Linked DNA regions of Homo sapiens: region 2 is linked to region 1. A link is an interaction called in ENCODE POLR2A ChIA-PET data of the cell type or tissue named here. Cell type or tissue: Panc1. All regions are shown on one strand. Each heading gives the region's core, and the rest is flanking DNA. Links, peaks and the distances in the headings are about the cores only. Region 1 overlaps ABCC3 (ATP binding cassette subfamily C member 3). Region 2 has its middle 66 kb from the start of TOB1-AS1.

Region 1 (8,000 bases), core at 1-8,000:
ACCACAACATTTGTAGAAGCAGCCAGCCATTAGATAACGACGACAGGGACAGACAGCAGATATAGAAGGGTGTCCAGACACACAGGAAGGCAAATATAGACGATGACAGCCAGAGTCACACCCACCTCCCTCCAAGACTTTCTTTCCTCCCTGGCTTCTGCAGGAAGGATAGCAACAGATGTTGGGAAGATTCCTTTGCAGACATCAGCATCCTCGAAGTCCTATCCCTCCATCCCCACCAATGCCTAGGGAAGCTCTTGTGTCAATTCTTTTTTTTTTTTTTTTTTTTTTTTTGAGACAGAGTCTTGCTCTGTCACCCAGGCTAGAGTGCAGTGGTATGATCTCGGCTCACTGCAACCTCTGCCTCCTGGGTTCAAGCGATTCTCCTGCCTCAGCCTCCTGAGTAGCTGTGACTACAGGCACCCGCCACCACGTCTGGCTAATTTTTGTATTTTTAGTAGAGATGGGGTTTCACCATCCTGGCCGGGCTGGTCTCGAACTCCTGACCTCGTGATCCACCCGCCTTGGTCTCCCAAAATGCTGGGATTACAGGCGTGAGCCACCGTGCCCAGCCAGCTCTTGTGTCAATTCTATATCCCCTCTGCTAACCCAGAATAACCCTCCTTCTTTTTTTCTGTTTTCTTTGTTTCTTTTTAGAGACAAGGTCTTGCTATGTTGCCCAGGCTGGAGTGTGGTGGCTATTCGCAGGCACAATCGTGGCGCACTGCAGCCAGAACTCTTGGGCTCAAGTGATCCTCTTGCCTCAGCCGCCTGAGCAGCTGGGACTACAAGCATGTGCCATGCTCCCAGTTCCAGAATAATCCTCTCTTGCCACTTCTGCAGCATGTCAGAGGAAGGAGGCAGAGGTCAGGGTTGGAGAGTCACCTGCCAGAGGAAGTAGATCGCCAGGATGATCTGCAGGGGTGCTGACCACAGCAGATTGAGGAAGGGGGCAAGGTCCATGAAGCGCTGGGCATCCACTGACATGAGGTTGACAATTTCCCCCACAGTGGACGCACGTTTGACTGAGTTGGTGATAACCAGAGCCTGCAGGTAGACAGTAGTGGGTGGACTTGGCTGCGAGCCTCTTGCAAGCTGCCCAGGGCCAGCCTTTCCCCTGGGCCCTGCTCCAGCTGACCTTCCTGTAGATGACACCCATGATCCCAGTACGAAACTTCACCCCAGTCACAAAGATGTAGTGGTAATAGTGTTGTAAGATCAGCGACTGCATCATGGAGCACAGGAACATCAGCCCAGCCACCAGGAAGCCCCACCAGGAGGGGGCCATGGGGTTGGAGATAAACCTGATCAGGATGCTGTGGGGAGGAGAGAGGAGTGAGGTGGGCAGTGCTGCCCCCATGGCTGCTCCCTCCTCTGCTGCCCTTTGCTTTTACCCGCAGTCTCCACTGCACCCCTGGCCTCTGAAACCTCCACCCCCTCCAACCTCTTGGGCCAGGGAGGGTCAACCCAGTACTGCCTCAAGACCACGACCTCCTGGCTCCACTCTGCCTTCACCTCGTTCTCTATCCACCATGGACCCTGCTGCACGCCCTATCGATGACGCTCTCACCACCAGCCTCACCTGCCTGCCTTCTTACCTCCTGACATATGGCGGGAAGAAATGCCACGTTTCCATTGACTGGACTTCCCTGCTCCTTCTCCTAGGCTGCTGGGGGCTCTAGATTCCGCCACATGACCACAAAGACTCTTGCCGCTCAAATCCACCTTTCCAAACTCAGTGGCCCCCAGCACTGCCTAGCAACCTTCTCTAGGTCCCTAATCCGCCCCCGCTCTTGGGGCCTTCTTCACCTCTCTTCTCTTCCCTTCAGGCCCATCCCAGCCCCCCACCCCTCTCAGCAGCTACCTGCCTTCTTGCTTAGCCACCCATTGAGAACTCCCTGCCACCCACAAACTCCTTGCCACTCACAAACTGCCCTCCAGTGGCTTGTCCTCCTTTTTCTGGTGCTCAGGCTGTCGGAGGCTGCCCCTGCCCCCGAGCCCTGGCCTTCCTCTGCCTCCTCAGGAACTTGCTGCGCTGTTGCCCCCTTTGCCGCTGAGCTTCACCCTGGCCACCTCTGCTGGAAGCTCTACACCTTCACCTATTGACATGACCGAGTCTCTTCATTGTTGGGACACTCTCCTCTCGACTACATGGAGCCCTCCAGCCATAATCATAGCCAGGCCTCCCCTTCTGTGATAGCTTAAGTTGTGTCTCCCAGAAAGATATGTTCAGCTCCCAACACCTGGTACCTGTGAACGTGGCCTCATTTGGTGAGGTCATATTGGAGTAGGGTGGGCCCCAGTGGCCCCAGCCCAGTGACTGGTGTCTCTCTCTCTCTTTTTTTTTTTTTTTTTTTTTGAGACAGGGTCTCTCTCTGTCACCTAGACTGGAGTGCGGTGGTGCCATCACAGCTCACGGCAGCCTCAACCTCTCAGGCTCAGGCAGTCTTCCCACCTCAGCCTCTTGAGTAGCTAGGACTCTAGGCGTATGCCACCAGGCCTGGCTAATATCTTAACTTTTTTGTAGAGACAGGGTCTTGCTATGTTGCTCAGGCTGGTCTCAAACTCTTGGGCTCGAGAGTTTGACTTCCAGCTAGCTGGGAATCTCCCCTTGGAGGACCCACCAGCACCACTGGCCCCACATGACCAGACTCCATCCACCACCTTGCCCCCCACCCAGCCTCCTCCTCCCACCGAGCCCATCAGCTCAGCAAAAGATCCATCGTCCTCCAGTTACCCAGGCCAGCACCCAGGTTGCCTGGCACTCCTCTGTCTCTCTGGCGCACACGCCCATCTCCCAAATTGCTCCTGAATACTTGTCTCATTCCTGGCCTGGACTCCATCTGACCGGGTTGGCCCACTTCCATCCAGCCACCCTGCCCTACATCCCCCACACTCCTGGCAGGAGATCCTTGAAGCCAGATGCCCCTCCCTGGCTCAGATCTTTCAAGGATATCCTTAGCTCTCCCTCTCTCTGTTTTCCTGCCCCTCCCTCTCGTTGCCATTTCCTCTGCCACTCAGAAACACCTGAGTCATGCTGTTTCAGGGCTTTGTGACTAAGCTGAGGCTGAACTTTCCCCTGTTTCTTCACCTACTTGTCTCTCCAAATTCGTTGACCTCCCAAGCCAGTGGGTGCTTCCTGCTGCATCCCAGGCTGGCTTCTTTGCCCCTCCCGGGGTTTTCCAGACACCCGAGAACACTTCTGCCCCCACTGAATTCTAATTGATTTACACGCTGGTTTCTCCCATAAGACATCAAGACCCTGTCTTATTGAACTCTGTATCCCTAGTATCGAGCACCATTCTGGTACCCTGGAGGTTCAATAAATGTTTGCTGAACAAATTAATGCATGCACGGAGGGGCAAGGAGGTGGGGACTTAGCTACTAGGCAGCTCTCCTTCCCACCCTCTCATTTGAGAGCTCGTTCTAGTCCAAGCCATTCCTGAGACAGATGTTAGAGCCTGATGGTGGGGACAGAGCACCTCAGTCGGAGCTCAGAGTCCTGGACTCAGACCTGATTCCTTCTTTGCTGTGTGCCCTTGGCCAAGTCACTTCACCTCTCTGAGTTCCTGCTTTCTCATCTGTGACATGGGAATGGGGCAATTCCGCATAGGATTGTTGGGAAGATTTAAAGACCCAATGCTTGTTAACGTACACACCACGGTGCCCGGCACATAGTATATGCACAGCAATTCTAAGTTGAATGTGAGTGAGGAAACAAGTCAGGCAATGCCACTTGCCAAAGGTCACACAGAAAGTGGAGCTAGCCTCCCTGGTTCCTGGTCTGGGGTTCTTTTCACTGTACGTTGTTCCTTCCTCTGGGCTAGCCAGCCAGCCCTGCTGCCCAGGGCAGGGCTATAGTGAGCCGGAGTGTGGAGAGACCTGAGCAGCTGTGGATTGATGAAGGAGAGCAGGTCCTGGATAAGCTTGAAGCAGGCACTGATGAGGAAGCTGGAGCCGAAGGTGGCCAGCAGGGCCTTCAGGAAGGAGGGCTTCCGGGGCCTGGGCCGGGCACCCAGCAGCACCTCGTCCTCGCCGGAGGCATTTTTCCCAGGTGCTGCTGAAGCCTTGTGTCTGGTCCAGGGAGGAAGGAGCAGTGGGTTAGGAATGGGGACAGGGGCTCCAGGAAGCCAAGGGCTAGGCTGGGCTGGCTAGGAGTGAGGAGGAGGAAGGAGCTGTTTTCTTGGCTCTCAGAGCTGGGAGGGGAACAGACAGCATAAGAATTGCACAAGCGACTCTGTCCTCAGCTGCCAGAGGGCATCTGAAGGGGTGGCCAGACTGCTACCACAAGGACTCTAAAACCCAGCTATCCCCCCAGTCTGGCCCTCTCCCCGCCTCCCCAGTGCTGGCTCCAGGGAGGACGCCAAGAGGGAAGGTAGATAAGATCAAGGATGGCTGTTGGTACAGCCACCGGGCAGCTGAACAGGGAGGGGGTGGAGTGGCATGGAGGGACTGAGAGGGGGTGCAGCAGGCAGACTGGGGGCCCATAGGTCTTCGTGGAGGCTCCAAGCCATGAAAGCCAGGATACTGCTAACCATGCCCAGCCCCAGGCTCCTCCAACAGCTGGTGACAACCGGAAGCTCCGGGCTGAGCAAACATTGAACTCCTAGGCCTGGATTGTGGATGGGAGGAGGGAGGGTTCAATCCTGGGGTCAGAATTGGGTGGAGAAAGATGATGCTCAGCGTCAGCTCTCTTGGTGAGGCAGTTGGCCAGAGACAGGTTTGTGGTCCTTGATAAGAGGCTGACAGTGGGAAGACCCCTCAGGGGAAGATCATCTCATTCAGCCGCCGCCTCCAGACAGGAGGAGGCAGAATTGGCAGGGGTGTGCTGGCTCCTGGCCCTGGAATCAGCCCTCTCAGTCAGGCAGGGTGGTGCAGTGATATGAGGAGAACCTCTGGGGCCAGCCGGCTCCATGTGGATTCCAGCTCTGCCACCACCAACTTGGGGACCCTGGGAGGCCCTCTGTTAAATTTCTGTGCTTCGGTGTCTCCATCTGTTTTTGTTGTTGTTGAGAAAAGGTCTCACTCTATTGCCCAGACTGGAGTACAGTGGCACAATCTCAGCTCACTATAGCCTTGACCTCTTGGGCTCAAATGATCCTCCCACCTCAGCCTCTCAAGTAGCTGGGACTACAGGTGCACACCACCATGCCCGGCTCATCTTGTTTATTTTTTGTAGAGACAAGGTCTCACTATATTGCCCAGGCTGGTCTTGAACTCTTGGACTCAAGCAATCCTCCTGCCTTGGCATCTCAAAGTGTTAGGATTACAGCTGTGAGCCACCACACCCGGCCCCAGTGTCCCCATCTGTAACACAGGGACACTTGAACCTACCCTTTAGGGCTGTTGAAAAATTAAGTGAGTTTATTTATATCCTTAGGATGGGACCTGGGATGGAGTAGTTGCTCCAAAGTGCCAGCCATTCTCCTGCCCCCACCAGAGCTGGGAGAACTAGCGCCATCCAGGCCTAAGCTTCCCATAGAATGGTCCCGAGGCTGCCAAGAAATCACCTGGTCCTGCTCTGCTTGCCACCCCAGCAATGCCGCCCTCCAAGGTCTACCAGCGTCCTCTGCAGGAGATCTGGGGTAAGCGAAGGGGCTGGGTGTTGGGGCAAGGGGAGGGCCTCACCGTGCCGTCTGCTTTTCCTGCTTCCTCCATGCCTCCAGCAGCTGCTGCACCACCATCTGGGATCTGTCCTCTTCCTTTAGGGACCAGAGGTCCTTCTCCTCCAGGGGATGCCGGTAGCCATAGATGGCCATCCTGGGGGGAGGTGAAGCCCGGCAGGCAGCCCCGCAGAGGGTCAGGGTTTAGCAGCCTGGAGCCAAGGGTCAGTGTCTCCAGGGCCCCAGGGTCTCCAGAAAGGAGGGTCTCCCTCGGGCACTGTGACCATGAAAGGTGTCTCCTTCATTTCCTCAGTGAATAGGCTTGAGGTCACTGGCTCTCCCTCCGAAGTTCCTACCACTACCCCCTTCTCCTCCTCCTCCCCAGGTGTCCCATCTCCTCCCCACCCCAGGCCCTGGTGATGGAATCCACGCTGCCTGGGGCCCTGGGTGAGGACGAGGCCTGGGCAATTTGGCCCCAGCCTCGGGTGCTTCCTCAGTGCTGTGGGGTTAATGAGCTGTCACCCAGGTCACAGACACAGTTATCCTGCTCAAGCCGCTCTGAGGCGCAGCCAAGGAGATGACAGGCTGCAAGTTTATCACAAACAGAGGAGCTCAGAACTAATGACAGTCTTCTTCCAGCCTCCTGGGCCTGTCCCCACAGCCTGCCAGATGCAGGGCTGGCCTGTAGCCTGGGGGCGGCACTGGGCCAGGCCAGGCCTCTGCATTTGGTCCCCCTCCCAGACCACTTCCCTACCCTCATCTGCCCTGTGCCCACTGCGGTGGGGGGTGGGATAGGTGGCCAGCCCGGTCCCTAAACTGCTGCCCTGCTCCCCTTTCTCCATCTCACCTTCCATCCCTCCCCTCCCTCTGGCCTGGCTGGTGGAAGAGCCAACTCACTTTGTGAACCACCAGAAAAACAGGCGGGAGAGAAAGCCAGCGCTGGTCTCAGGGTAGGGGTTCTAGAAGGCGAGAGAATAGGACGGGGGAATCAGGAGTGCCCACCACCCTCTCAAAGCAGAGTAGGGAAATGGAGGGGACCCTTGTTCCTGCTCCAAGCCCCAGTTTACAGATTGTGGGGATGACCTCTCTCCCACTTTGAAAGGAACTGGAGGGGTTGGGGGCTGCTGGTCAGAGTTGGGCTGAGGACTCAGCTGTGGAGCCCCCGCACCCTCCATGGGAAACTCACAGGGTCGACATTCTTTGCGGAGAAAAATGGAGGTTTCTCCCTGAAGCAGGCCAAGATGAGGGCAGAGAGTACCAGGGCAAAGTGGATGTAGAAGGTGGTGAAGCGGAAGGGGTCTGAGATCTCACCCTGGGTGGGAGAGTGGAGGGGCGTCAGAAGCACTGGAAAAGCCTGGGCCTGCAGCCCCTGCCCTGCGGAGTCCCTTGGGGCATCAGTCTCCTCTGGGGCAGGAGGCAGCACCTGGGGGCCTCCAGGTCCCCACTCAGAGGACTCTGAGAGATGAGGAAGGATCACAAGGGAGCTCTGGTTCAGCGAGGACCAGGTGTGGCACCTGTGCCAGGTGTGGTGCCATCACCTTACCTACATGACCTTGTCTAACTGGGACATCAGCCTACAGGCAGGACAGCTCATGACGCCCTTTCTGCAATTAAGGAAATGAGGCTCCAAAGGTTTCAGCGACCCGCCCGAGCCCACATGGGGAGTAAGTGGGTTGTTCACAGCCTATGTTCTTTGCTACTCTCCTTGCCTGCTTCCCGCTGAGATGGAGAAATGGGAGGCACTAGGTTGGCCTGCAGTGTTCCATCCCACCAGCCCAACATCACAGCCACTGAAGATCAAGAGGAAGGCCAGGAACTGAGGGAGGTGGGAAGAAAGGAAGGGAACATGCTAATGGGACCTCTAGGTAAGCCAGAACTCTTCACACTTGTCTGCATACATGTGTTCATTACACAGGCACTGACTGACACCCACGTCAGATATTGCACTTGGTGGGTGGGTGCTGTGGAACAGCCCCCTACCCTCACATGATGGTCCAACAGTGGTGGCATCTTGGCTCATTCCTGTGTTACACTGGTGCCCCCTCCTCAGCCTGCTTCCAGGTAGAAATGTAGCAAGTGGAGAACAACACAATTGTGTTTGTACTTGAAGCCTCGAGGGAGGGACCTGGGACCCAGCAGTGACTTTGAACCCTGAGGTCACCCTCCTATCAGGGCTAAACCTGGCAGGTTCCCCTCTCCCCCAACCTTACCTCTGCCTTGGCTAAAAGGATCTTGGAGCGGAATGGGACGATGGCGCAGACCACACACAGGAACCAGAAGATAATGAGGACCCCCGAAGACTGTACGCCCTGCAGCCGCTCATACTGTATCAGCAGGGTGGCCAGCAGCTGTGCAGGGAGGGCAGGGAGGCCCGGGCAGAACACACACATCTGGACC
Region 2 (13,488 bases), core at 4,470-12,469, 270 kb before region 1:
GCATGGTAGCCAAAGTGGTTTTATTAAAAAGTGAGTTGATAGTGTCACTTGTCTGCTTCCTCTGCAGTCTAAGGCAACGCCGAGGTCCTGTCGGGCGGCCCCTCTGTCATCTGCTCCTGCCCCACCTCTCCAACACCATCTCTTTCCACGGCCCATTTGCTCCAGCCTCACTGGCCTCTGTTCCTTGACTACGCAGTGCACATGTCGGCCTTGGGGCCTTTGCACCTGCTGCCCTGCTGGCTATTTTTCTGGTGGGAAGCAGGTGGCTTGGGCAGGCCTCTGGGGTACCCAGTATGTTGGAGGAGGGAAGGCTGTGGGGTGGCAGGGGAGGGAGCAAGGGGTATCCCTTCTTCCTGAAGTCCCCTCCTTGAAGCTCCCCACAGTTTGTCCCTCACCTTCTTTACATCTTCATTCACGTGTTATCTTCTCAGAAGAGCCTTCACTAACCACCATGTTAAAAAGTAAAGATCAGGCTGGGCACAGTGGCTCACGCCTGTAATCCCAGCACTTTGGGAGACCGAGGTGGGCGGATCACCTGAGGTCAGGAGTTCGAGACCAGCCTGGCCAACATGGCAAAACCCCGTTTCTACTAAAAATACAAAAAAAAAACCCCCAAAAATTAGCCAGGCGTGGTGGCGGGCGCCTATAATCCCAGCTACTCAGGAGGCTGAGGCAGGAGAATCGCTTGAACCCGGGAGGCCGAGGTTGCAGTGAGCTGAGATCGCACCGTTGGACTCCAGCCTGGGCAACAAGAGCAAAACTCTGTCTCAAAACAACAACAAAAAGATCACACCTAGTACCTTGGTTTCTAATACCATTCTTCAGTGAAAGGATCCGGGGCTCCTGGGAGAGATGGCTGATTCCAGGACTGGGACAGGAGCATCGTGTAGTGTCAGAGAGTAAGGAAGGGCTCAAAAAGAAAAGAACCACATTGGTGCTGGAGAGAGGGGTATCAAAGGGATGAAGGAGCCGACTGAAAGAGCTGCCAACAACCAAACGCTGCAACAATTGAGCAGTAAAATGAAGTAGTAGTATAACCCAAGTGTAAAATAAATATCCATGAGTCCATTATAAATAAGCGCTTGGATTAATTAATAAATGGGGGAGAAGACACACACAAAAAAACCCACGCAGAAGAATTTCAAATAATTTATGTCGTTTTTTTTTTTTTTTTGAGATGGGATCTCACTCTGTTGCCGGACTGGAGTGCAGTGGCACAATCTCAGCTCACTGCAACCTCCACCTCCTGGGTTCAAGCGATTCTCCTGCCTCAGTCTCCCAAGTAGCTGGGATTACAGGCGCCCACCACCACGCCCAGCTAATTTTTGTATTTTTGGTAGACACAAGGTTTCACCATGTTGGCCAGGAGGGTCTCCATCTCTTGACCTCAGGTGATCCGCTCGCCTCGACCTCCCAAAGTGCTGGGATTACAGGCATGAGCCACTGCACCAGGCCAATTTATGTCACTATTTCACCCTAAATGAGTTGGGGCTGAAAGCATAAGTCCCAGGCCTTATGTGTGGCTGCACTTAGTGACTTCCTCCCAAAGAGTACAGTGTGGAACGGGAGAAGGGGGCTCATTCTGCGGTGCAGAAACCCAGCGGATACCCGTGATAAAGTCAGCATCTTTGTAACTCCAGTTGATAGGACCTCTGATAGGATACATGATGAAAACGGCACCTCGGCTTTGTGATCAGACACCCAAAAACCCATAACCCCTGTCTAAACATGAGAACAACACGAAACAAATTCCAGTATAGCAGTATCCTCCAAGACACCAAACCAGGACTTCTCAAAACTGTCAGGGTCATCAAAATATTTTCATCAAAATAAAAGTCCGAGAAGTGGTCACAGCCAAGAGGAGCCTCAGGAGGCAAGACAATGACAACGACGTAGAATGTGAGATCCTGGATGGGATCCTGGAACAGAAAAAGGACATTAGGTAAACCCAGAAAATCTAAATAAACTATAGACTTTGGTAAATAATAGTGTATCAAGGCCTGGTGCAGTGGCTCATGTCTATAATCCCAGCACTCTGGGAGGCCAAGGCGAGAGGATTGCTTGAGCCCAGGAATTCTAGACCAGCCTGGGCAACTCCTATCTCTACAAAACCCTATCTCTACAAAAAATACAAAAATTAGCCAGGTGTGGTGGTGCATACCTGTGGTCCCAGCTACTCTGGAGGCTGAGGCAGGAGGATGGCTTGAGCCTAGAAGGTCGAGTTTGCAGTGAGCCATTACCGCACCACCACATAGACAGAGCAAGACTCTGTCTCTAATAATAATAATAATAATAATAATAATAATGTATCAATATTGGTTCATTCATTGCAACAAATGTACCATACTAATGTAAGTTGTCACTGATGAGAGAAACTGCATGCAGGAGGAGGGAGGATTTGGGGGTAACTATGTTGTCTTCTTTTTTTTTTTTTTTTAATAGCTCTTCAAGAATTTATTTTATTTATTTTTTTGTTGTGTAATCTTTTTTTTTATTATTATACTTTAAGTTTTAGGGTACATGTGCACAATGTGCCGGTTAGTTACATATGTATACATGTGCCATACTGGTGTGCTGCACCCATTAACTCATCATTTAGCACTAGGTATTTCTCCTAATGCTATCCCTCCCCCCTCCCCCCACCCCACAACAGTCCCCAGAGTGTGATGTTCCCCTTCCTGTGTCCATGTGTTCTCATTGTTCAGTTCCCATCTGTGACATATTGTCTTCTTAATTTTTCTGTAAAACTGGAACTGAGCTTAAAAAATTGAATCTATTAAAAATTACAGCCCCCAACCCACAATTCTCAAACCCAAACCAGCCTTTTCCCATTGTACTTAACACCATTTATACTTAACACAATTTACACCATTTAACTTTTTTTTTTTTTTTTGAGACAAGGTCTCACTCTGTCACCCAGGCTGGAGTGCAGTGGCTCGATCTCGGCTCACGGCAGCCTTTAACTCCCAGGATCGAGTAACTCTCTCACCTCAGCCCCCCAAGTAGCTGGGACTACAAGCATGAACCACCACACTCGGCTAATTTTTGTATTTTTAGCAGAAATGGCATTTCATTGTGTTGCTCAAGCTGGTCTCCAACTCCTGGACTCAAGCAATCTGCCCATCTCGGCCTCTCAAAGTGCTGGGATTACAGGTCTGAGCCACTGCGCCTGGCTAATTGACTATATATTGAACTCGTATATTTTGTTTATTGCCTGTTAACTCTCTAGAATATAAGCTTCTTAAAGGGTTTTGTCTCTTCACTACTGTATGCCCAGCACCTAAAACAATCTGACCAATAGCAGGTACTCAGTAAATATTTGTTGAATGGTACATTTCTAAAGATAGTCACTGTTGGTTTTTCCAGTTTTTTCCCTCTGCCTAAATATATTTATTACTGTTCTCAAATAAACACGATTATAATGTTTTGCTTATCTGCTCTTTTCACTTAATAGCACCTGATTATTTTTCCTTGTTATTGTTTTACCTCATTTTCTAGGCCATGCTGGTGTTTGCGAGCCTAACAAATGGTTGTGATTCAAGAGGCGAAGGCTCTGGGCGCCTCTTGCTCCCTGCCGGCTCCACCACAGTGCCATGTGGGCAGGGGATGGAGTCATGCCAAGGCCTGGCCAAGGCCACTCCCGCCCTCTGACATCAGATTGTGGGCACTAGATCCCGCTTGGTGGTGAACCGGGTGCGTCAGAACCCAGGGATTAAATAGCTTTCGAAATCCATCGGCTTGTCCTTGACCAGCCAGAGGGCCAGGGCACGTGCCCAGACCTCCTGCCAGCTCAGGGATAGGGGAAAACACCATCCATGCACACATTCGAGGCAGCTGCAGAGAGCCGCCCACAGTGGGTCACAGCCCAGGCCCAAGACTGATGGTCCTGGCCCAAAGTGCTCTGGAGACCTGAGCTCCCGAGACGGGGGTTGGTTGGAGGCTGGGGGCTGTCAGAACCTCTCTCCAGGCACCCAGCTAGGGGCTGAGGAATCTGCTCTGCCAGCTGTTTTCACAGTGGGAAGCAGGTGGCTTGCACAGGCCTTTGGGGGACCCCATATGTTGAGGTAGGAAACGCTGTGGTGTGGCGGGGGAGGGAGCAAGGGGTATCCTTCCTCTGCACCCAGGGGCCATCTGCTTTCAAATCCAGCCACTTGTCCTCCTTCCTGGTAGCAATATGGAGCCACCCAGACTCTGCTAGACATATGAGTGCTAAAGATAAAAATACTCAAAGGACATATGCCTTCTGTGAACTGCTTTACTCAACGTGCTTGGGAGTCCTTCAGCTTCCCTCTAAAACACAGTGTCACTCCCACCCCCACTGGCCCCACCTCCGCAAAGAGGCAGGGAAGCTGTTATGGCCTTAGACACGCTGTGCTTGTGAATGCGTAGTGTGTGGATGCAGGTGCGTGCTCTGAGCATGCGCCTGCACCTGTCTTCCGCATGCACACCCCAGTGCGTGTACGCGAGTGTTGATGTGTGATGCGCTGAGTGCATGTCTGTGTGTGCTCCGGCTCATGTGTGTGGATATGCGTGCCTCCATCTGTGTTTCCATGTGTTTTGTATGGGTTTGCCTTGGCAGGTGGGTCTGTGTGGGCACACACCTGGGGGTGTGCATGGGTGTGTGCTTTGCTGTATGCGAGTGTGCCCATGAGGAGATATGTTCTTCCATGTGTGCTTGTGTGTGTTTCATGTGAGCACATGCTTGTATGTGAGCTTTTTGTATGTGTACCTTTGGGTATGTGCCTAGGTAGGTGCACATATGTGCATGAGCCCAGGTGTCAAACTCCGAGAAAAGAGATGAATGTTAGTCCCACACCTGCTCTGTTGATGGGCTTTCCCCACCCCCTACCCACCTGCATTCTATTAGCAGGACTGGTCTTTAAACAAATCTCTCACAGGTGAGGTGGCCTCCACTTTTCTCACACCTTCTTATACAGTCATGCACCTCATAACGTTTCAGTCAACTACAGACTGCAGCTAAAGTGGTGGGCCCATACGATTATTATTATTATTATTATTTTTGAAACAGAGTCTTGCTTGTGTCGCCCAGGCTGGAGTGCCCTGGCACAACCTCGGCTCACTGCAACCTCTGCCTCCTGGGTTCAAGCTATTCTCCTGCCTCAGCCTCCTGAGTAGCTGGGATTACAGGCACCCGCAACCATACCCAGCTAATTTTTTGTATTTTTAGTAGAGACAGGGTTTCACCATGTTATTCAGGCTGGTCTTGAACTCCTGACCTCAAGTGATCCACCTGCCTCAGCCTCCCAAAGTGCTGGGAGTATAGGCATGAGCCACTGTGCCCAGCCCCACAAGATTATAATACTGTATTTTAACTCTACCTTTTCTATGTATAGATATGTTTAGATACACAAATACTTACTATTGTGCCACAATTGCCTACAGTATTCAGTACAGTAACAAGCTCTCTGAGTGTGTAGCCTGGGAGCAGTAGCCTGGGTGTGTGGTAGTCCATACTACCATCTGGGTTTGTGTAAGTGCACTCTATGATGTTCATACAATGACGAAATTGCCTGAGGACACATTTCTCAGGACATATCCCCCTTGTTGAGTGATGCAGGACAGTGCTTACTCATCCTCCTCTTTTTTTTTTTTCCAAGATAGAGTCTTGCTGTGTCACCCAGGCTGGAGTGCAGTTGTGCAATCTTGGCTCACTGCAACCTCCACCTCCCGGATTCAAGCGATTCTCCTGCCTCAGCCTCCTGAGTAGCTGGGATTACAGGCACCCACCACCACGTCCAGCTAATTTTTGTATTTTTAGTAGAGATGGGATTTCACCATGTTGGCCATGCTGGTCTCGAACTTCTGACCTCGTGATCCACCCGCCTCGGCTTCCCAAAGTGCTGGGATTACAGGTGTGAGCCACTGCACCAGGCCTCATCCTCCTCTTAAGTTTTCCCAAACTCTGTCTGCGATGGTCCTGCACCCTCAGTGCTTGTTTCCCACCTTCATTGGCTCAGTGTTTTTGGAGCCCTCTAGCCCTGTGAGATGCTCTGGAAGGAAAGGGCTCCTGAGTCCGTGGGTTTCTAGTAAAAGTTGCACTCATTACACCTTCATGGAGACTCATCATGTACCCCAGCATAGGAAAGGTCCTGAGAAGTCCTAAAGTAAAGAAACCTGCTTAAGTTAGTTCATCACAGGGGTTCCTGCAATTCTTGGCTATTAGAACCTGATTTGAAGGTATAACGCCTTGTCAGAATCCGTGCTCCTCGGCGCGCACCCGGGGAAGTCTGTGGTGTGCTGTGGGAGATGGCTCCCTGTGTTCAAGCGGCCTCTTCTCTGCTTCTCCAGCAACTGTGCGGATATTTCCAAGTGTCTGGCTGATGAGGGCCACGCACATAGGCTGGGCCTATCTCAGGGATGGGGGGTACCTCGTGGCTTGAGAATCAATCCTGGCTCTCTGCATCTGGGGCCCACAGGGAGCCTGGCCTCGCCCAGAGAAGCCACGTCAAGGGGCACATCTCCAGAACTGGCTAAGGTGAGGCCTCACACCCAGCCCCGCAGCCTCGGAGCCAGCCAGGGTCCATTGGCTCCTCCTCGCACTGGTCCTGGCCTGGCTGTCAGGGCAGAGGATGCCACCAGTCTCAAGACCCAGAGTGGCCGCAGGAACAAGGGAGACTCTGCCATTTGAGCCAATGCTCCAGGGACTAGAAGCCTGGGTTCTGACTCCAGGGCCCTTGCTCTGCCCTCAGCGTCTGCCCTCCCAGGCCCAGTACCCATGCCTCCCTCAGCCCTAAGACTTCCAGTGGCCTCCTGATGGTCAGAGGCCCTCAGAACACTGTGGTCGGGCATCCTGAAGCCCCAGCCTGGGGTCGGGGATCGGGGGCAGAAGCCTTGCAGCCAGTCCCACTCCTGATCTGACCACTGCTTCCAGAGAATTACAGGGTCAGGAAGGCCCCTGCTATCCCGTCCCTCATACCATTAAAATCAGATACTTAAAATTATGCAAGAAATACATGAACAGCGTCTCTTCAGATGATTCAGACAATACAGAAGTGGGGTAAAAACACTGAAGTCTGTTTTGCTTCTCACCAGCCCATGGATTTTTAAAAACTCAAGTTGAACCATATTCTGTATTTTTCTATTTTTCAATGACTTTATTTCTTAAAGAAATTTAACAATCTGATACATGTTAATACATCTTGATCTACCTTGTTTTTTTTTTAAAACTCATCTACACAATATTCCAGGGTGTTGATGTCTCCCTTATTTCTCTCTCTTCTCTCTCTCTCTCTCTCTCTCTCTCTCTCTCTCTCTGTCTCTCTCTCATCTTCCTTTTGCCACCCAGGCTGGAATGTAGTGGTGTGATCACAGCTCACTACAGCCTGGATTCAGCACACAGGAATCAGAGTCAGAATCAGAAAAAAAACAAGGAGGAAGCTGAGGTTCCAAGAGGTCACCCAGGCAGCTGCGACCAGAACGGTCCCCCGCGTCTCTGGGCGCCCCAGGCCGGCCCTTGTTCGCTCGGCCCCTGCCGGGACCTGCGCTCCCCGGGGCCATCCCGGGCCCTCCCGAGCTCCGGGCGGGTCCAGCCCCCACCTCCTGCGGCCCCCGCGGCTGCAGAGCTGCCCGCGCCTCGGAGGAACCAAAAAAAGCCGGCGCGTGGTGCACGCGCGAGCGGCGCTGGGCCCTGGCGCTGCCGTTTTTAGTGTGCCTGTAGCCCAGAATATAGACTTCATCACCCCCAGGAAACGCGGCCATAATATTTTTGGTTGCATAAGCAAACGAAATTAGAAACCTGGAACGCGTTCAAGACCTTTAGATGCGAGCGCTCGGCAGCGCGGGGGACCAGAGAGGAGACAGATGGGGATTAGGCGAGTTGAGCATCAGGACAATAATTTCCTCTTTTAATTTGGGTTTCATCGACAAGTAAAACAGCATTAGCCGCCCGGTTACGTAACCGGCGCCACAGCCGGCTCTGATAAGCGGCCGCAGCGAGCCAGGCGGGCCCTGCTGCCCCTGCACCTCCTGCCCGGACGGCGGAGGGAGGGCGGGCTGAGGCGGGCCTGCGGGCCTCACCAAGTCAGCCGCCGCGGGGCTGCTAAGCAGGGCTATTGTTAGCTCGGCTCGTCACAGCCGTTCTCAGAGAGCTCCAGTGCGTTGGCTCAGGCCTCACAGCCCGCAATTTGCAGGCAGGAGGATTTGCACTCCTTGCTTGCTTGAAAGAGCTTGCTTGAAAGAGGCTCTCTAGGACGCAGGAATGGAGTGTCCCCCAGCCCTGCAATTCCGTGGAGCGCTGAACACGGCCCTTTGCAAGATTGTATAAAATAACTAAAATTGGAAGTTACCAAAATATTTGACAATGTGGAGAATAGTCTCATAAACTTTGCAGCAACCATACCATCTCAAATTATAGAGCATCTTTTTTAAAAGGCTGGGAGCGGTGGCTCACGCCTGTAATCCCAGCACTTTGGGAGGCCAAGGCAGGCAGATCACCTGAGCTCAGGAGTTCGAGACCAGCCTGGCCAATATGGCGAAACCCCGTCTCTACTAAAAATACAAAAATCAGCCAGGCGTGGTGGCGAATGCCTGTAATCGCAGCTACTCTGGAGGCTGAGGCAGGAGAATCGCTTGAACCCGGGAGGCAGAGGTTGCAGTGAGCCGTGATTGTGCCACTTCACTCCAGCCTGGGGACAGAGTGAGACTCCATCTCAAAAAAAAAAAAAGAAAAAGAAAAAGAAAAGGCTGGGGGACGTGGTGGAAAGATGATGTCCTAGACATAGAATTACATGAAAAAGAGAAAGTTGCAGAAATATGAACAGTATGATTTTATTTGTTAAAAGATAAAACGAACCACATATCCCCAGCAAAGCTTTCTCCTTCTGAGAAAGCTGCACGTTGCCGGACAGTAGGTGTATAAAAGGCTGCTGGGGCAATCGCTGAACTATGGAGGCAGTCCCCTTCGGAGGGAGGCAGGGCGTAAAGGAAGGTCGTGGGGAATTTCACGTTTTACTCTGCATACTTCTGTAGTATTTGAGTTTCTCACACCACAGTGTACTGTGTGTGCTTGTGTCATTAAGATGCGAACTCCCAAAGACATGATGGCTGGGGGCAGCTTTGCAGCATGGAGCTGGCCTGGGCTTCCAGCTGCCTTTTCAGAAAGCAAGTAGGAATTATAGAGATGCCTAAAGTTAGAGCAGAAGGTGGGAGGTGGGGAGGATCTTAGAGAATATCTGGCCCAGCACTTCATTATCTGGGTAGGGAAACTGAAGCCTAGGACAGGAGAGGGACTTGTCTTAGCATCTCACACCAGCTGGCAGCAGGCACATGGAGGCAGAAGCTATAGGTTGCTAGCCTGTGTTCTTCTACCACCAGGCCACTCTGCCAACCCTCAAATGTGCTGGAGTCACGGTGGTGCAGGAGAAAGAGGCAGGAAGAAAAGAACTAAATATTGGCCGGATGCAGTGGCTCACGTCTGTAATCGCAGCACTTTGGTAGGCCAAGGTGGGAGAATTGCTTGAGCCCAGGAGTTCCAGACCAGCCTAGGCAATATAATGAGACCTCGTCTTGAGCCCGGGAGGTGGAAGTTGCAGTGAGCCAAGAAGGCACCACTGCACTCCAGCCTGGGCAACAGAGCGAGACTCCGTCTCAAAAAAAAAAAAAAAAAAGCAGAACTAGGTATTCATGGGGCAGGATAGGGATAGGTGGGAAGCAACTTGGCATCCATCTCTTCAACCATCCATGCAACAAACATGTGTTGAGGGTTCTGGTGGTTTTGAAGCATGTCTGTAAATTTTTTTAACACTCTTCCCATCGAAAGGCAGGGCTTCTGTCCCCTTGCCTCGAATCTGGGCTGACCTTAGCCACTCACTTGTAACACATAGAACGTGGTGGAAGCAATACTGCCTGATTTTCAAGGTTAGATTAGATAAGCCTGTGCATCTTCCTTCTGGCTTTCTTGGGACGCGGGTTCCGGGGGAAGTCTGACTACCCTGAGATTGCCGTGCTCGAGAGGCCACATGTAACACCTCAGTGGAAAGCCTGGCCAACTCCCAGCCAATTGCCAGCATCCAATGCAGCCATGGCAGAACCCAAGCCCATTTGCATGCACCCCCTTGAGACTTTGGGTGATCCAGTCCATGGCAGAACCCAAATGAGAACTGCCTGGCTGAGACCTTCCCAAATTCTACACCCACAAAACCATGAGCAAGATTAAATAGCACTTTTAAGCCACTAAATTATGGGGTGATTTGTTACCGAGCGATAGTATCTGCAAAGGGAGTTACTCTGTGCCAGGCACTGTGCACAGAGGGGTAGAACAATGAATAAGCATGCAGAAGCCAGACACATAAGCAGATAATTATGAAATAATGTGGTAACTACAACGATGGAGTCAGGCATGGGTCAGATGGGAGCAGAGCTGAAGAGTCTGTAATCTAGGCTGGGTGCGGTCTGAAAAGTTTTCTTGGAGCAGGTGACATTGAACTGGCTTTGAATGGTGAGTAAGGGTTGGCCAAGTAAAGGGGTGAGCTGAGGAAAGAAAGACATTTCAGGCAGAAGGAGTAAGCCCTGGAGGTAAGACATAGAATGATACTGGTCAGGGGACTCTTTATGACATATGAGACAGAGAGCAGGAGATGAGGCTGAGCAGGTCGCAGGGCCCCCAGATTGTGAGAATCTTCAGAACAGGCCAACAGTTTGGACAGAAAGCAATTGGGAGGCTTGAAGGTGGGGGCACGAAATGGAGCCTCCTGGGAGCAGCATTGAGAGGATAGACAGGAGGGAGAGAGAAATGGGGATAGAGCAGTGAGGAGAGAGAATCTCAGGAAAAAGAGCTTGGAGATCCCCAGGCTAATGGAGCAGAAAAGTTTGGGAGGGACGATATCTGAGAAGAACATAGGAAATAAATAGTCAGGCCTGGGTGCCCATCTGGGGGTATTATGGGCAACTCTTGGGCTCCCCTTTTGGGTGACCAGGCTGGCAGTGGCACCATCAGCTTAGAGAGCCCTGGAGGAAAAGTGGGTATGAGAAAAGGAGGGTCTGGTTTGGCCTTTTACAACATCATGGCAGGCCCAGGTGGAGACATCAAGTAACCCATGGTATGTAGGAATCCATAGCTTTGGGGGAGCCTGGGGAGGAAGTATGGAGACAGTAGACACTCCTTAAAATGTGTTGAATGAATGAATGAGTGAGTGGATGGGTGGATGGATGTACACACAGACGTGGTTGTTGAGTTCGTTAGGATAGATAAAGTGGGCCAGGGTTGTGGGACAGGCCCTGGGGCTGGCTCTACTGCTGAAATTGAGAGGTATTTGTAGGGGCCAAGTGTGATGACCAAGGTCTTAACGATTCATGGTCCAAGTTCCTGGAATGTGTCCCAACATGTAGGCCACAAGAAAGCACAAAGGAAAACACAGAAGTTCAGGGAATCAGATAGGTTCAGTTCCAAGAAACATTAATTTAGGGGCTACTGTGTGCCTGGCACTGTGCTTCACATATATTATTCAATTTAGTCCTTAGGCCACCCATTCATTGATCCAACAAATATTTTTTGAGCACTTACTATGTGCCAGGCACTGGACTAGATGCTGGGTATACACTGGTGGATAAAGCAAACACCATCCCTTCCCTCGAGGAGCTTAGGATCTAGTGGAGGTTATCATTCCCCTTTTACAAAAACCCAGAGAGATTAAGTAACCTGCCCAAGGTTACACAGCTAGGGGAGATTATACTGCCTGACTGCATGTCCCGGATGCCTCAGGGCACCTGAGTGTGGCAGCTGGCAGAGGAAACTAGGGCAGGGGCAGAGGGTGACCTGATTGCAAGAGCTCAGGTCTGTAGGGAGTCTGAGAGCCATTCAGTGAACTTGGGCTGGGCCAGACCCCCATTTCGGGGAAGCTGGGCTCAATCATAGGAATTTAGGAGGGCAGTGGGATCCCTATTATCAAGACCCACATCTTGGGGCTGGGTGCGGTGGCTCACGCCTGTAATCCTAGCACTCTGGGAGGGCGAGGCTGGTGGATCACCTGAGGTCAGGAGTTCGAGACCAGCCTGGCCAACATGGTGAAACCCTGTCTCCACTAAAAATACAAAAATTAGCCAGGAATGGTGGCACACACCTGTAATCCCAGCTACTCGGGAGGCTGAGACAGGAGAATTGTATGAAACCAGGAGGTAGAGGTTGCAGTGAGATCGTGCCACTGTACTTCAGCATGGGCAACAGAGCCAGACTCTGTCTCAAAAAAAAAAAAGAGACACATCTTGGGGTTGGGGCTGAGATTCTGGGGCATAAACGAGGCCCCAGGCACAACTTGAGTGCCTCCTCTTAATGATGATGATTGTGACCCCTGAGCATCTGCCACACACAGAGCTAAATGCTTTCCGGGCACAGCTCATTTGATCCCCACAGCTACCCATTACTAGCCCATGCTACATGTGAGATACTGAGACTCCAGAGGGGTTGGTAACCTGCCTGAGACCACACAGCCAGGAAGTGGCAGAGCCACAGGACTGGGCCACATCGACTCCAGAGTCCAGGGTTCAACCACTACCCACAACGCCTCGCATCAGAGTTGGTATAAGAATTAGGCTTCACCTGCACACATGGGTGGGGGCGCAGAGTCCAGCTTTGAGGAGCTGGGGATGGCTGGGCCTGTGGTTAAACTGGATACGAGCCGTGCCTCCTTCCCAGCCCACATCCTGGGGCCCAGCTGTCTCCCTCCCTAGGCTTCAGGGTCCCCCTCCTCCCAACTCTTAGTTATAAGACTTGGACTCTTTTCTCTCCAGCTCCTAGAATAGGAAGGACATGGGTGCTCAGCATGTCTTACCCTCAATCACTTTGCAGATGAGGAAACTGAGGCATAGAGAGACGGTGTTAGTTACCTAAAGTCACTCTGCAAATTAGCGACAGAGCTGGGGTGAGATTACAAGTCTCTTGGGTTTCAGTCTAACATCCCCCACCCCTTCTAGGCTAAGAGCAGGGCCTGAGGTCACCATCATCCTCAAAGCACACACAGGGTCCTTTTCCCGTGTCTCCTGTCTTCCTTTGAAAGTACTGATCTGAGTTCCCGTTCCTAAAGCACCTGTCCATTCACACCCAACCACAAACAGGAAGACGGACAATCAATGGCGCCACGTAGCTCAAATCAGTGAGTCTCAGGCCAAGGAGGGTAACACACTAGGGGGTGATGGGGACTGTGGCAAGCTAGCAAGTGTGTGCCATCTGAGGGAGCACTGGCAACAGCCATGTGGTCCAGAAGCTTGGCCAGAGAAGCCAGAAATCTTACTAATCAGTTCACATGGTTTTCCCCACTAGCATTAGCAACCAGTTGACTTGGTATGAAAGATACAGGTGTGGAAGTACGGCTCATATAGGACAGCTTCCCTCCATCCCTCAGAGACTCTCTGCCTGGCAGGCCCTGATCTGGGAAGACTTAGGAGGTTGTCCCTGAAATCCAAGGAATCTCATAGGCTCAGGAAATGCTCATCATGTCTGCTGGCTTCTTTCGGTAAACCCAGTGGCCCTTAGGC

What was found. Peaks named below come from ENCODE experiments on the same cell type or tissue, not always from the same donor. Only the 100,000 strongest peaks of a DNase experiment are listed, where the experiment ranks them.
Region 2: POLR2A ChIA-PET joins it to region 1 with 17 read pairs; 4 of 35 experiments call an interaction of 5 or more read pairs at or near these places.

The regions. Positions count from the first base shown.
Region 1 is chr17:50,656,997-50,664,996 of GRCh38, reverse strand. It overlaps ABCC3 (ATP binding cassette subfamily C member 3), which reads right to left. Exons shown (of 31, transcript NM_003786.4): 4 at 7,814-7,951; 5 at 6,790-6,915; 6 at 6,501-6,562; 7 at 5,629-5,760; 8 at 3,883-4,074; 9 at 1,139-1,316; 10 at 886-1,047. Among named protein-coding and RNA genes, the nearest start is that of ABCC3, 26 kb to the right of the region's middle. RefSeq lists enhancers at 1,968-2,949, 2,612-3,811. In Panc1, for the core only: no CTCF peak of the experiment used is centred there; a DNase peak (open chromatin) is centred at 3,036; H3K27ac peaks cover 7,394 bases.
Region 2 is chr17:50,925,736-50,939,223 of GRCh38, reverse strand. No RefSeq gene overlaps it. Among named protein-coding and RNA genes, the nearest start is that of TOB1-AS1, 66 kb to the right of the region's middle. RefSeq lists silencers at 4,223-4,443, 7,370-7,699, 7,920-8,119. In Panc1, for the core only: no CTCF peak of the experiment used is centred there; no DNase peak of the experiment used is centred there; H3K4me3 peaks cover 919 bases; H3K27ac peaks cover 848 bases.